Regions from separate parts of the Homo sapiens genome. Here all the other regions are linked to region 3. A link is an interaction called in ENCODE POLR2A ChIA-PET data of the cell type or tissue named here. Cell type or tissue: CD4-positive, alpha-beta T cell. All regions are shown on one strand. Region 1 has its middle 15 kb from the start of SMIM40. Region 2 holds the start of ZBTB9 (zinc finger and BTB domain containing 9). Region 3 overlaps BRD2 (bromodomain containing 2).

Region 1 (5,000 bases), 370 kb before region 3:
GAGTTTTAAGAGGTTTAGAAGCCTGGCCATGAATACCCACAACAGTTATGGAGGCAAAGGAAATAGGCCTTTGAAAAGAAGGTAATGTGGAGTTGGTAGCCTCCATATTGATTAAGAAGGGTGACTTACCCTCCACTGTAAGAGTTACCCAAAGTGTCCGTGATGGCCCGGGAGGCTTCGAAGGTGATCAGACAGCATCAGTCTTCAGCCGCTAAGCTGAGAAGATCTGGGAAGGAGTCAGTCAGAGAGTCTTGGGCCAGAGATCCCAGAGCTCTGGGAGTGACTGCGAGGCGAGTGGGACAGTCTGATTTTCAGTGGGGTCCTGCACAGATGGGACACGGCTTAGGAGGAATCCCGGGCTGTGGGCATTTCTTGGCCCAGTGGCCAGATTTCTGGCACTTGAAGCAAGATCCTGATGAAGAAGGTCCTGTAGGAATGCTTGACCACTGCGGTTTAGGCATGTGCGGCTTAGGCATTTTGAAGTTCTCGTGTGCTGGAGGTGCAGCTGGGTTTTGTCTCACAGCAGAGGCAAGTAATTGTAACTTTTCTCTATTATTGTACACCTTGAAGGCAAGGTTAATTAAGTCCTGTTGTGGGGTGACGTGCACCTGTAATCCCAGCTATTCAGGAGGCTGAGGCAGGAGAATAGCTTGAACCAGGGAGGTGGAGGTTGCAGTGAGCCGGGATCACGCTACTGCACTCCAGCCTGGGCGACAGAGTGAGACTCCATCTCAAAAAAAAAAAAAAATTATTCTTTGTTCATTTCCTGACCCATGATAACCGAACCCCTGGTATTTTTCGCGTGGGTCCTGTCCACCTGATGGTAGTCAGGACTGTCCCTTACCGGGATTTTCTTAAAATTGATGAGCTCTCCTCCTTTCACGCATAACTTCAAGGCGATCACGTCGGGTGCACCACTTGCAGAGTTTATAGCTTGCAGTGAACGCCAAGAATGAGTTCTTAGACAATTCCAGCTGAGTGGGGCCGGGGGAATGGGGGGGGCATTTCTTCTAAGAGAACCCGCCCCAGCATCCGTCTGCCAAGTATTTATTGAAAGTGCTTGTTAAACCACAAACATCCACTAGATGGCTTTTTGAGGTCGGGTCGTGAGACACCTGCGGCCTCGTAAAAGCACTCAAACCGCATTCTCAGGAGGCTGTTTTCAGCGTTCCTTATCACACCACACACTCCACTCCCTGTCCTGTTTTCAGGGTCAAGGAATTTCATTCTCACGCACAAATAACATACACACAGTGCCTCAGTATTCTTCCATGCCCCGACCTCAGATGCCATGTACATAAGCTTGAATATGTTGCTGTGCACCCCCCACACTCAAGTGTCCCCACCCCTTTAAATATGTTGTGTGGGGCTAGTTCTTCCATTGCCCATGAAAGATAACTCAGGCAGGCCACAGAGCATACCTGCTCAATCCTTGGAACAAAAAAAAAAATCCTCCAAGCATCATTCTGAATTACGTTTTTTCTCTCGGCCAGCTCCGACTGAGTGGTTTGACATGGGAAGCTGCCAGTGTGAAACTGGCAGAGTGGCTGGCTTCCTCAAGAATTTCTTTCTTGCCTTCCTGTGTCTGACTCTCCACCCTCTCCCTCACAGCCAGAAGCAGAGGAGGTGAGGGGGACAAAATGCTTTACCTGACGGCCATACACTGGAAGTGGTTTTGGTTTCCTCTGGCTGTGGTGGATGTTCAAATTGACTTTTGCTCTTGTGCGATGTTTGTGTGTCTTTTATAAACTCCCAGTAGCTGAATATCTCTCACTTATACTCTGTAGCCCAAACTTTGAATTATATTATTTTATTTTTTAACTTTTACTTTAGGTTCAGGGGTACATGTGTAGGTTCCTTATATAGGTAAAGTGTGTGTCATGGGGCTTTGGTGTACAGGTAATTTAATCACCCAAGTAACAAGCATAGTACCTGATAGGTCCCACCTTGAATTTGTCTAGGTGTTAGATTGGCTGCAGTTCTCTACCACTTCCTGTTATCTGAGGCCTTTACAGTGTGCCTTGGTGGCTAGTCACTCTCACCAAAAGGTAGAGTTTAGGAGGGCATGGTGGCTCCCACCTGGAATCCCAGCTACTTGGGAGGCTGAGACAAAAGGATCACTTGAACCCAGGAGGTCGAGGCTGCAGTGAACCATCCATGTTCATGCCACTGCACTCTAGCCTGGGCAACAGAGAAAGATCCTGTCTCAAAACAAACAAAAAAACATGGCAAAACCCTGTCTCTACTAAAAATACAGAAATCAGCCGGTGGTGGCATGCACCTGTAATCACAGCTATTGGCTGAGGCATGAGAATGGCTTGAACCTAGGAGGTGGAGGTTGCATTGAGCCGAGATCATGCCACTGCACTCCAGGCTGAGCGATGGAGAGAGACTCTGTCTCAAAAAAAAAAAAAAAAAAAAAGTTTGATAACACACTCAGCTGATGGGGTGGGGAAAGGAAACTGGTACTGTCACACATTGCCGACAGGAAGGAAGGTACACTGGTGCGGCTTCTACAGAAAGCATTTTAAAAATATCTACCCAAATCAAGTATTTACGTATTCTTTGACCTAGCAATTCTACTTCAAAGAACATACATTTACACTAGACATTTTTTTTTTGAGATGGAGTCTTGCTCTAGAGTGCGGTGGCACAATCTCAGCTCACTACAACCTCCGCCTCTGCCTCCCAGGTTCAAGCAGTCTTCCTGCCTCAGTCAGCCTCCTGAGTAGCTGGGATTACAGGTGCGCACCACCACGCACAGCTAATTTTTGTATTTTTTGTAGACAGGGTTTTACCATGTTAGCCCGGCAAGTCTTAAACTCCTGACCTCAAGTGATCCACCTGCCTTGGCCTCCCAAAGTGCTGGGATTATAGGTGTGAACCACCACGCCTGGCCTACACTGGACATTTTTGAGAGTCAAGGGAGCACTATAACAAACAAGGGGTCGGGTGCGGTGGCTCACTCCTATAATCCCAGCACTTTGGGAGGCCAAGGTAGGTGGATCACTTGAGCCCAAGAATTTGAGACTACTCTGGGTAACATATTGAGAGAACTCATCTCCATTAAATTAAATTTAAAAAAAAAAAAAAAAAAAGAGGCTGGGCGTGGTGGCTCAAGCCTGTAATCTCAGCACTTTGGGAGGCCAAGTCAGAAGGATCATGAGGTCAGGAGTTCGAGACCAGCCTGGCCAATATGGTGAAACCCCATCTCTACTAAAAATACAAAAATTAGCCAGGCATGGTGGTGTGCGCCTGTAGTCCAAGTTACTTGGGAGGCTGAGGCAGAAGAAAAACTTAAACCTGTGAGGTGAAGGTTGCAGTGAGCCGAGATTGGGCCACTGCACTCCAGCCTGGGCAACAGAACAAGACTCCGACTCCGAAAAAAAAAAAGAAGGAAGCACCTCTCTGTTTGATTTCAAGGTATTAAGTGAGGAAAAGCAAGGAAAAGAGTAGTGATCATGTATTTATATGTATGTATACATTTATACATATACACTTATATATATTAATACATGCTTATATATATAGACTCTATCTCTGCAAGTGCAGCAGATGTAGGTTGGTGGGAGGCTGACACGTGTACAATTTTGGATACCTGTTTTAAGAGAAAGAATACCAAAAGTATCCCAGCACTTTGGGAGGCCGAGGTGGGCAGATCACCTGAAGTCAGGAGTTTGAGACCAGCTTGGCCAACATGGCCAAACCCCATCTTTACTAAAAAAAAATATAAAAATTAGCCAGGCACGGTGGTGAGTGCCTATAATCCCAGTTACTCAGGAGGCTGAGGCAGGAGAATCGCTTGAACCCAGGAGGCGGAGGTTGCAGTGAGCTGAGATCACGCCACTGCACTCCAGCCAGGGCAACAGAACGAGACTCCGTCTCAAAAAAAAAAAAAAAACCAAAAGTATAAATACAAAATTAGGTACAGACCAGCCTGGCCAACATGGCAAAACACTGTCTCTACTAAAAAAATTCAAAAACTAGCCAGGCATGGTGGCAAATGCCAGTAAATCCCAGCTACTTGGGAGGCTGAGGCAGAGAATCATTTGAACCTGAGATGCAGAGATTGCAGTGAGCCAAGATCTCGTCACTGCACTGCAGGCTTCGTGACAGAGTCTCACTATGTTGCCCAAGCTGGAGTGCAGTGGTGTGATCATGGCTCACTGCAGCCTTGACCTCCAGGTCAGATGATCCTCCTGCCTCAGCCTCCTGAATAGCTGGAAACACAGGTGCACGCTACCGTGGTTTTTTTTTTTTCTTTTTTTTTCCTTTTTTTTTTAAACTGGGGTTTCACTCTTGTTGCCCAGGTTGGAGTGCAATGGTGTGATCTCAGCTCACCAGAACCTCTGCCTCCTGTCAAGTGATTCTCCTGTCTCAGCCTCCTGAGTAGCTGGGACTAGAGGCATGTGCCACTACATCAGGCTAATTTTGTATTTTTAGTAGAGACAGAGTTCACCATGTTGATCATGCTAGTCTCGAACTCCTGACCTAAGTTGATGTGCCCACCTCAGCCTCCCAAACTGCTGGGATTACAGGCATGAGCCACTGTGCCTGGCCATTTTTCTTTCTTTTTTGAGATTTCTTTTTTTTTTTTTTTTTTTGACAGAGTCTCTCCCTGTTGTCCAGGCTGGAGTGCAGTGGCACAATCTCGGCTCACTGCAAGCTCCGCCTCCCGGATTCACACCATTCTCTTGCCTCAGCCTCCCAAGTAGCTGGGACTAGAGGTGCCCGCCACCATGCCTGGCTAATTTTTTGTATTTTTAGTGGAAATGGGGTTTCACCATGTTAGCCGGGATGGTCTAGATCTCCTGACCTCGTGATCCACCCATCTCGGCCTCCCAAAGTGCTGGGATTACAGGCGTGAGCCACTGCGCCCGGCCATGGATTTCTTTTTTTTGAGAGGAAGTCTTGCTTTGTCACCCAGGCTGGAGTGCAAGTGGCCCAATCTTGGCTCACTGCAAAATCTCCGAAGTTCAAGCAATTCTCCTGCCTTAGCC
Region 2 (5,000 bases), 480 kb before region 3:
TTTAAGTAACTGCAAGTCCCACCCCCGATTCCAGTATCTGTCCCCTCCATATCTCAACAGAGGGGCTGTCTATCATATGTGGGTGGGATGGGAAAGGAAGAGGTATGGTCCTACTATGCAAGTTACTCTCCAGCCTTCAGCTTGTGCTGTCCCAAACCTGAGTCCCTCTGACCAAGGTAAGTTGTTCAGAGAGCAGTGGTGCCACCCTGACAGCACTTTAGGACAGTGCCATCTCCTGAGATCACTAGTCACATTCCAGTCATTGTGACCAATATATTAGTTATCAGTGGTGGTCAAAGGTAGACCAGAGGCACAGGCTGTTGAGGGAAGACCCTCTATTAAAGAAGGTTCTAAGAATGAAACATGGAATGCTCAACTTGTTAAAGTGCTCAGCTACAACATTAAAAAAGTGTCGGGAAGGTGTCTATTGGTGAGAAAGCAAGGTACAATCTGAGGGGCTCCTGGAAAGATACAATTTTAAAAGTACACAAAAGGACTTCTGCTTAAATCATTCCAGCAATGAGAGAAAAAAGCTTAGAGCTTAGCCTCTGAATTACTTAAGCTGTAAATCAAATGTATCTCTAGGTGGAGACCAACTCCTTCAATTCCTCATGGAGACGGAATAAAACATTTACCACTGTCTTTTGCTCTAACTCTTCTCTCACTAAATAATTGAAAATCTGGTTTCCTTAATGGACATCACCACCACAAAAATGTCCACCATGGGCAAGTGATCAACTTAAGTATGAATGGCCTATAAACCACTTTCCTGCAGGGTTGGCTAGCCAAAACCTGGAGTGGGACGAGAAATTTGAGTTTCCACATCTGCCAGGCTGAGAGGCCCATATCTAAGAACAAGAGGTCCATAATGTATCTATTCTCTTGGCATGATTACAAGATCCATGACTGGTGTGCCATGGCAGTGAGGGAAAAGTATCCATCAGCAGCAGTGGTTATCTTGTTCTAGAAGCTAGTGTATAGCCTCAGCAGTCACTTGTAAGTCCAGTGGGCAGTGGCCCAGCCCTGGCCCTTGCATAGGTCCCGGTGGCGGAGAAAACAGGCATGGACTCGGAACCGACGGCCACAGTGGGGACAGGCATGCAGGGCTCCAGCATGGGTCTTCATGTGCTCTGTCAGATGGTGCTTCAGCTTGAAGCGCTTGTTGCAGATGCCACAGCCAAAAGGCCGAAGGCTGAAGGTCAGCATGATGTGCCGGTCACGCTTTGGCTTCACTGCAAACCGCTTCCCACACAGGCAACCAAAGCGTTTTCCATCTGCAGGGGGTGTCCCCCCTAGCTTCACAGGCCCATGCACGGCCTGGCCTGCTCCCCCAGGTCCTCCACCCCCTGACAGGATTTCATTCCCATGAAGATCCACTGGTTTCCAGGATGGACCCCCTCCCCCAGATGTTGGCCCTGGCCCTGAAGGCAACAAGAACCCTAGCTCCCCATTCCCTTCAGTGTCCCCTCCAGAAAACACTTTGGTTTCCTCCTTTGCTCCTCCAGGCTGAGTTCCGCTTCCTGATATCTCCTCCTTAGGCTCGAAGGGTTCCTGCTTAATGTAGAAGATTTTGGGGGGCAGTGCAGGAGGGGCAGGAAGCTCAAGTGGTGCACTCTCACCCTCTGGAAGCTTTCGGGGAGTAGCAGTCATGGGCAGTGGGTGGGGTCCATGAGGACGGGGAAAAACCCCTGATACTCTCTGGGGCTGAGGAGTCTGAGAGAGTGTGGCTGACCCCTGGTCCTCATCATCATCATCTTCCTCCTCCTCCTCTTCTTCTTCCACCTGAATTTGCAGCACTTCTCCCAGTTCACTTCCCTCCCCTCCCACAGGGCTCTCAGTGGAAGCAGGGCTTTCAGTAGAAGCAGAGGACTGTACTGGGGTCTGGAAAGGCGAAGAGCGAATGCACCAGCCTCCTGTAGAGGATGTAGTGGAAAGAAGGGCATGGTAGGAGTTTCCTCCACGGGCTGAAATTCCACCACCTGAAGTTTCTAATTCTCTAAGAATTTCTGAGCACTGATCTACTACCTGCCACATTTGAAGGCCACTGGCCACAAGGAGATGAGCAGGAAGAGCATCCAGTGGCAGGCGGAGACGCCCTGAATAAATGAGCTGGAGCAGCCCCTCGAAGGCATCGGCTTCAATGACACTCGGTAGAGTGAGACGAGGCGCATCCCCCAGAAGCAGCTTGTCATGGAAGTAAGGAGAGGCAGCAGCTAACACTGCTTTATGAGCCCTAAGTTCCCGGCCCTGCACCAGGAGGGACACATCACAGAACTTTCCCTCTAGCCTGTGGCGGTTCAGAGATTCCAGCAGAGACGAGCTATGCTGTGGGAACTCGATCTGGATTGTCCGTGGGGCTGGGTTGCAGGTCGGGGAGGCGGGTACAGGCGGCAAAGGTGTTGGGGTTTCCATGGCCTCCTCGAAGGTGACAAGAATTGGGAAGAGGAGAAGGGCTTGGGGGTAGACTCCACGCGGGATGAAGGCTGCAGAGGAAAAAGATGGAGGTCACAGAAGCCCTGGATAAAGGGAGCCACATCTTCTCAAACAACCCCCTCCCCACGAGCAATAACTGGAAACTTTTAAGTCAGTGGCGGTTTCTGCAAATCAGTCCCGCACACCAAGAAAGCAAAAACAAACAACAACAACAACCACCACCACTAAACACCAACAGGGGTTTTAACTTCCAGCCCCTGTGGAAGATAAGAAGGAGGTCCTTCAGCCACCAGCCTGCCTTCACCTGCCCAGAACAGCTCCTGCCCCGCCGCTCCGTTCCGCCTCACAGTGCCCACAGAGGTCTGCTCCCGGGAAGCCGCGGTCACCCGGACACCGCGAGTCCCGGCCCGATTGTCCTTCCCGCCGACACGCCCCCGCCGTTACACACGCGGCGCTGCCCTCGCAGTTACAGTGCCGCTACAGCTCCGTCCCAGACCGGAAGCCGCCGCCTCCCCGCCGGACACCGTCGCCAAGTGCGGCGGGCGGAGCTAGAGCCGTAGCCAATCGAGGAACGGCAGCCTACAAGCCTCGTGTTGATTGGCTACTGCAGACGAGGAGGGCGGTGCTAGTAGGAGGGCACAGGCCCAGGGTGTCCTCGCAACGGGCGTCCCGGGGAGCTGCTGAAGTCCTCCCCGCTGCAGAGGACCGAGAGGCAGGGCCCGGGAGAGAACAGCCCGGTCGGAGGGGGTGGGCCGTCAGCCGCCCCGGAAAGCTGCGTTTCCCGGTGATTAAGTGTAGCACCCGCCCCCGGTAGGTCCTGAGAGGGGCGAGATTAGTTGGGTACTTACCATGTGGGCCTGGCACTTGCCCACATCACTTTGTGTCTTCCCACCGGCCCTGCGAGGGTGGGGGTTGCCGTCCTCAGTTTCCAGGCGGGGGAAACGGGCTGGAAGCGTCACTCAGCTAATAGTAGTGGACCTGGGACTGGAACTCAGATTTGCTAAGGAACCAGGCAGGTTCTTTCCTGTTTTCTGCACGGGAGCATTTTAACCAGCAATTAAAGAAACCTTATTTCTAGGTAATTTTTAAAAGAGATAAATGTGGATATATACATGAACTCTTTTATCAGATAACGCCGCTGTTCCTGGCCTCGGACTAAGTGACACAGTGGTGAGGGGAGAGTTAGATTGGAGAAGTTTGGCCGGTGCAAAACTCCTGCTCTAAAATATAAAAAATCTCATTGGGAGGGGAGAGTGACATTCTATGAGGAGAGTGTGGCATCAGGTGGGGATATACGGTTTTCCTCTCAGGCTGTCAGCTTCCTTTCAGAAAGCAGATCTTACCACCGTACAGGTCTGGAGAGCCCTGCCTAAGAAAGTCGGCACAGCGATAAAAGAACAATCTCCGTTTATTAAACATGTTTTTTTCTGTTTCACCACACACTCCAGAAAAAAAGGAAATGGGGCTGGGAGTGGAGAAAAGGGGACAGTGAGGGGGGATAGATAAGGCTGGGAGTGGGGTGGGGAGGGAGAACGAGAAAACAAAATAAAACAGGTAGGAAGAGCAACTCCCTACCCTTGAGGTGGTGGGTGGGGAGGGAAGCAGAGGGGCGGGGGGGGAGGGGGCCAGGAAGCTCTGTACAGAAGGGTTGCCCCCAGCCCACACACACACACCCCGGATATGTACAGTACAAACCCCAGATAATTACAACAGCCAAAGAAGAGAGAAGGAAGGTTGGGGAGGGTCCAGGGGTAGGGCCTGAGGTGGGGAAAGGGCACAGGGATAAAATTTCACATATTTACAACTTTTATATAAGTATAAATTTGGCCCCGGCTGGGTGTATGTGTAGGGGGATGGGACTGAAGGGGAACTGTCCATACAAAAGAAAGAGGAGTAGAGTCTAGGAGAGTCTCAATACCAAACGCAAAAGGATGAAGGGGGCAAGGCTGGGTAGGGGACAGCAGTCAGGGAAGAGGGGGTGCCAAGGAGGGGCTTCTCCCCTCCCATGGCCTACCCACCCCAAACCCCATCCATCCTACCTCCCCTATCCCGCCAGAAAACTATGTACAGAGAAACACCGAAAAATCGTGGAGCTGGCGGGAGGGAGGGAGGTGGAAGGAGATTGGGAGGGGGAGGATGAGAGGGAAGCCCAGCCCTGTCCTACCTCCCCCAGGGGACAGAGTCATGGAAGGGGGCCCCCCAACACCCCTCCTCCAACACAGGTCCCCCCACCCTGGGGGAGAGAGACATGGCTTTTCCTAGAGTAAGTTCCCCCCTCCCCCTGGGAGTAGAGACCAAGAAGAGAGAAGGAAGGGGCAGAGGGGACTGTGTGTCAGAGTAGGACAGATCAACTAGCCTGTCCTCCCAACATACACACCCTCCTAAACCCTGACCCCTCACCCTAACCTCAATTCCACCCCACCCAACACACTGGGGGAGGGGGGGGCATAAGCCCCCTCACCCCGCTCTGGGACCAGCCGAGAGCAGATCAGGTGTGGGGAGAAGGGGAGACAACTCCCATTCCCCCCTTGCCGCCCCCTCCCTGCCCCGGTGGCCCCCTCCACCCC
Region 3 (5,000 bases):
TAAGGAGGAAAAGAACAAATTATGGCTATAAAAAATTCCATAAAATGCTGATAAGACACAGAATAATCCACCTAGATAGAAGAGAGAGCACCATCTTCCACAAGGTCTGGGTAGTTCACGCCACAACAGAACATAGACTAGAAACCCAGAGGAAGAACCATATCAACTTAAAAACAAATTCAGACAAGGAAGAATTTGTCAGACTTCACAGCCCGTAACTTCCAGGCCCTCAAAATTATTCGCACCAAATCAGAGTCTCCTCACTCCAAGGAAGTCAAAAAGCCGTACAAAACAGTCAAGGTCACCAAGTGATAGCCCCCTTCCACCCACCCACTACACAACACGATTCCACTACCAGTTCCCCCTGTAGCACCAACTCCGGACACCAAACGCTAACAGTGGTTCATTTACAGTCCCTCTGGTGCTCCTCCGATCAGTCTTTCCTACCACCTAAGAATTAAAACATCATATGGGAATCTCATTGTTTACATCGCAGAGCTGAACTAGGAACCTTAGCTCTACCCTCCTGCCCTGAATCAAACTTTTAATGTTAGGAAAAAACAATCCCTGCACCAACAAACACCACACACAACCCACCCACCCAAAGAAAGCAAAAGATTTAATGACATACCCTGGGCATTAGGAACCTGCACACACGGGAGAGTGATCCCTTTACCCTTCTCTGGGAATCCCCGTTGCCAGTCCCTTAAGCGCTCCGTCACCATGGCAACCCTACAGGGCGCTAGAGGTGTCCGTGAATCCCCCCTAAAAGGCTAACAGACCGCCGCTAGATACCAGACCCACCAAACGCCAAACCTGCTGTTCAACCTCACTCCACTCCACCGTCAAACTAGCTCTGCCTGACTCGGTTAAGACTGGGCCACGGCGGCATTAATAGCGTATAAATTGACAACCTGTATTCCCCTCCACGAGCAGTAGCCGAGCCGCCACCACCGTTCCAAAACCGTCGCTCAATTCCCTCCGCGCGACCGAGTCGACAGCTGCGCCGCAACAGCAGCGCGCCGGGGCCGCTCAGTACTCCCAACACGGCGCCCCACACCCCTGTGCCGCCGCCCTGCAACATCCCCTTCCCACACGCGGCTCGCGGAAACGTACTTATTGTGGGGAGTCACGTTTTGCAGCATCTTGACCGCAAGGAACCGGCGCTGCCCTCAGCCGCGGAAAGTCCGGGTGGCCTCGGTTCCCCTCACCGCCCGGTCCAGCATAACCCGCTAAGTTGGGGGGAGGCCGTTCCTCTTGGGCCTCCAGGCGACAAACCCCCTGCCTGGCCGGCACGAAAGCAGTCTCTTTGGGGCCTCTCGGAGAGCTCCGGGCAGCTTGGCGCGCTCTGCAGACGGCGGACAGCAAGAAAATGGCGGCGGCCTCAGCTGAGGCGGGCAACTAAGGAGGGACTGACTCTTCAAAAGACGGTCCCCGATCTCAGACACCGTCGTCAATATAGCCCGCTGTTGGTCTGCAGGGATTCCCTCTTCTTGTCGGGCCCCTACGGGGCCGACGAGGTCCCGTTTCGATCTCGGATGGAGGCGGATGAACACGAAAAGTGGTTTAGGGAGCCGCCGCCTCCATCTTTGAAATCCTCTTGAGGGCGGAGTAGAGGGGGTGGACAGACTCCGAGGATTGGGCGGGGCCCGAAAAAGGGGAGCTCCAGGGGCTTCTAGGGGGTCTGTACTGCCCGCTGGGACCAGTCATAGGCCGGGACGAAGGCCATTTCCAAGCGGATGGAGGTGGATTGTAATGGCGGCCCCGGACGACTCGAAGGCTCTGTATCGGTAGGCAGAATCCTCCAGCTCGTTCTAGAGGCTGCTCCACTCCAGCACGAAATGGCGCCGCCGAGCCCCGCGCCAGCCCTTTATATATAGGCGGGGAGGAGGAGCTTCGCCGCTCATGCGCGCCACCCTGCTTGAGCTTTTCCCCACCCCCTCCGCGCGCGCGCGCTCGCTCACGCGGGTGAAGAAGCTGAGTCGAAGGGGAAGGAACACCTCTCCGCGGGAGCTTTTTCTATTGGCCAGCCGCAACGATGACGTCATAAACTTCATTTCCAAGGTGTCAGTCACCAGGCAGAAGAGTGCCGCAGAGACCCACAGGGAAGTGGCAACCCGCCACATCTCCAAGCCAATTGGCTGAGCTGTGGTCCGCCGACTCCAGGGAAAGAGGGTGGTTGGAAGAGGTGCGGAAGCCATCGCCCCAGAGCCTCCAGCACTCTCTCCCCGCCTCCCCTTCCAACAAAGTCTTCCCAAGCTTCCATGCACAGCCCAACTGGAGACTGCCAAGCTCGAGCAGGTCGTGCCATTCGTAGCTCCTCCATTGGCCAAAGCAGGGAAACGGGAGGGGTCGCGTGGGCGTAGCCTGCCTGAACCCGCCAGGGGTGTGGCCGCAAGACGCCTGGCGGGTGGTGGTTCTCGGCGGTAAGGCAGCAGCAGCGAAGAATCTGAAACGAGGAAAAAGACGCCATCTTAGAAGCCGCGGCCTGCTCCTCTATGGCGAACAGCTACGGGCTTCAGAACGGCGATGAGGGGATCTAACGTTCCCATGCCCCACAGTCTAAAACAGTGTTGCCAGAGTCTTATAATACTCCACTCCCTCCCTCAAGCCAAACGATGGAAAGACGAGCAAAACATTATTTACTACTGTTTAGTCCCAAAGACCACAAAAGCTAAAATACGTCTCCCAAATTTGCACGTCCAAGCACCTTTCTAATCCCTCCCCACTCACACCTACAGTTACCAATACATTTCTGCTCGTTCGAAAAATCCTCGGCAACCCTAAAAGTGGGATTAAAATCTCCAAACGCATCCATCTACCCTATACAATGCAACACACCTCACCTCTTCCTCAAACTCCATTCCGGCGTCCGGCTCAGAGCAGAAAAAGCAAGTCCTGGGAGGGATGACTTAAGGGAAAAACCCTCCCCCTCCAGGCGAGCTCGGACCTTTCCCCCCACACGCCACATCACCCCCAAAGGCACACCCGTATCCGCCTCTCAGGGGCCCTCCGCCACGGGGGCGAAAGAACCCCCCCGCCCCCCCACCAGGGTCCGGAGTCCTCCCCACGGAGCGGCTGGTCCATCGGTCAGCGCCAGGGAGGAGGGCGAGCGGAGGAGGCGGCGGCTGCGGCTCAGACTAGCCCTCCCCCTCCTCCCCTCCTCCCCTCCCCCCGGCCGTCCGCCTCCGAGGAGGGGCAGGAGCCATTTTGGGAGCTCAGTTTCGCCCCCTCCCCCCAACTTACTCTTAAGTCTTCCTCCTAACTTGGTTATCTAAATAAGGGTGCAGACTCTGTGAATCAACCAGAGCCCAGAGTCAGGATCTCCAGAGCATCTCTGGGGCCGTCCCCGCCCCCTTACAAGAGAGTGAAAGGATCTCCCCCACCCGAGAAAACCTGGGCTTTGGTGGGGCGTCCCCTCCCCCGTTTCCCCTTTCTTCGCTACCAGGGAGAAAACAAACTTGTGTACGTATCTGGGAAAAATAATCAACGTAGGTGAACAAATATACGGTAAGATTCCCCCTCGCCCCGGAAGGGCTCGTAAGGGCCTAGGTCCTTGAGCTGCAACCACGCCACCCTCCCTCCTCTGCAGTAGCCCTTCAACTCCAACCTCGGTTACTGCGTCTAAAATGGCCGCCAATCTCCTGTCTTCTGACCCCCCGAGTAGGGCAAACCCCGGGAGGGCGGGGGAAAATGAGCGTCAGGAGAGCAGAGTCCCCTTCCCCCAGCCAGGGATCAGGCCCTGGCCCCCAAAAGTACAAGCGGCCCCGTTTGGGTGGCTGCAGCATGGAGGGCAATGACACAGCAACTTTGCAGAGGCCTTTTCCCCTCCCCCTAGCGGCCCAACCTCCCAAATCTGCTTTTCTCCACCGGGGCTCTGCAGGCCAGGACAGAGGCCCATCAGGGGGCCGGCCATGGAATAAAAACTTAGGAGGCTGAGAAAATACTAGGCCTTAGGAAAAGGGCAGCCAGACATTGCTCTCGTTTATTCCCTGCATTCCGGAAAATCACTGCCTCCCGATCCTCTATCCTCCCTTCCCCCACATGAGTCACCAGGGAGGCTACTGCTACTCAGTAATTTGGGAAAGTAACTCTTTCCTCCTTTCCGTTCCCTCCCCCGCAGTACACAAGGAGAGAACTGTTCAGGACTGGGGGAGGGGATGAGGGAGGCGATGGAAGAGGCCACCCTGGAGAAACCCGAAACCTTGGGAGCTGTGAAATCATTCCAGGTCCCGAGCCTCCCTCGCATCTCAGACCATGCTGTCTAGACCCCCTACTGCCAGCACCCACCTTGGGCCTGGTTTCTGTTCCTAAGCAGACCTCAAGCTTTCAGCTTGTAAGCACCCCAGCCTGGAGTAGACACGTGCTCAGTAAAGACCCTACAGGGGCAAAAGGCCCCACAGGCCGTGTCCACGTGAATGCACACAAATTCGGTAAGCGACTCGAAGCGTAACCTCCAGCCTGCGGTGTGACGACTGGAGCTCCCCTACCGCGGACACAAAGGGCGCACAGCAATGCTCCCTCCAGAGGCTCTGGGGAGAAAGGAAGTTGGCGCCTGGGAACAACCTCAGTTCACAACATGGGTGGCCAACTCCTAAAGCATTCACATCCACGGGTAGGGGCCACAGCCACCACTCCTCAGCCCACCGCCAGGTCACCCCTCCCTCGGCCGCCGATGGATCCCTTCTCACCTGGCTCCCGGCTGCTGTACCCCCAGGGGACGAATGGAATAGGGGGGGCCACACCGCCCCCTAACCCCTTTGCCCTCCAATGGGTACGGAGGCATGAGGCTGGCCATTCCCCTCCCCCCCCATGGCCCTCTCCCGCTCGCCCCCCCTCCACGCTCCCATTGGCTGTAAAAGGTTTGAAGGACAAATCTTCCCACTCTCAGGATTCTTTCCTGAACCCCAAGAATCCCCCTCCCGGACTCCCCACCATTGGTTAAGCACTTGACTGACATCTCCGCCCCACAAGGGCCCCTTCTCACCTGGATCCTAAAG

What was found. Peaks named below come from ENCODE experiments on the same cell type or tissue, not always from the same donor. Only the 100,000 strongest peaks of a DNase experiment are listed, where the experiment ranks them.
Region 1: POLR2A ChIA-PET joins it to region 3 with 33 read pairs; 8 of 35 experiments call an interaction of 5 or more read pairs at or near these places.
Region 2: POLR2A ChIA-PET joins it to region 3 with 10 read pairs; 5 of 35 experiments call an interaction of 5 or more read pairs at or near these places.

The regions. Positions count from the first base shown.
Region 1 is chr6:33,341,506-33,346,505 of GRCh38, reverse strand. No RefSeq gene overlaps it. Among named protein-coding and RNA genes, the nearest start is that of SMIM40, 15 kb to the right of the region's middle. In CD4-positive, alpha-beta T cell, a CTCF peak has its summit at 1,101; DNase peaks (open chromatin) are centred at 1,075, 1,635, 1,995 and 2,465; H3K4me3 peaks cover 1,293 bases; H3K27ac peaks cover 2,200 bases.
Region 2 is chr6:33,452,513-33,457,512 of GRCh38, reverse strand. SYNGAP1 (synaptic Ras GTPase activating protein 1) reads right to left here. Exons shown (of 19, transcript NM_006772.3): 19 at 3,824-5,000. ZBTB9 (zinc finger and BTB domain containing 9) reads right to left here and starts at 2,937. Exons shown (of 2, transcript NM_152735.4): 1 at 2,738-2,937; 2 at 1-2,483. The coding sequence starts at 2,412. The coding sequence ends at 991. SYNGAP1-AS1 (SYNGAP1 antisense RNA 1) reads left to right here and starts at 3,108. Exons shown (of 3, transcript NR_174954.1): 1 at 3,108-3,243. In CD4-positive, alpha-beta T cell, no CTCF peak of the experiment used is centred here; a DNase peak (open chromatin) is centred at 3,032; H3K4me3 peaks cover 2,446 bases; H3K27ac peaks cover 2,065 bases.
Region 3 is chr6:32,969,044-32,974,043 of GRCh38, reverse strand. It overlaps BRD2 (bromodomain containing 2), which reads right to left. Exons shown (of 13, transcript NM_005104.4): 1 at 4,988-5,000; 2 at 1,117-2,449. The coding sequence starts at 1,145. Among named protein-coding and RNA genes, the nearest start is that of BRD2, 3.0 kb to the right of the region's middle. RefSeq lists enhancers at 1,259-1,867, 3,679-4,217, 3,336-4,535. In CD4-positive, alpha-beta T cell, a CTCF peak has its summit at 3,809 (motif pointing left); DNase peaks (open chromatin) are centred at 713, 2,013, 2,383, 3,223 and 3 weaker places; H3K4me3 peaks cover 5,000 bases; H3K27ac peaks cover 4,850 bases.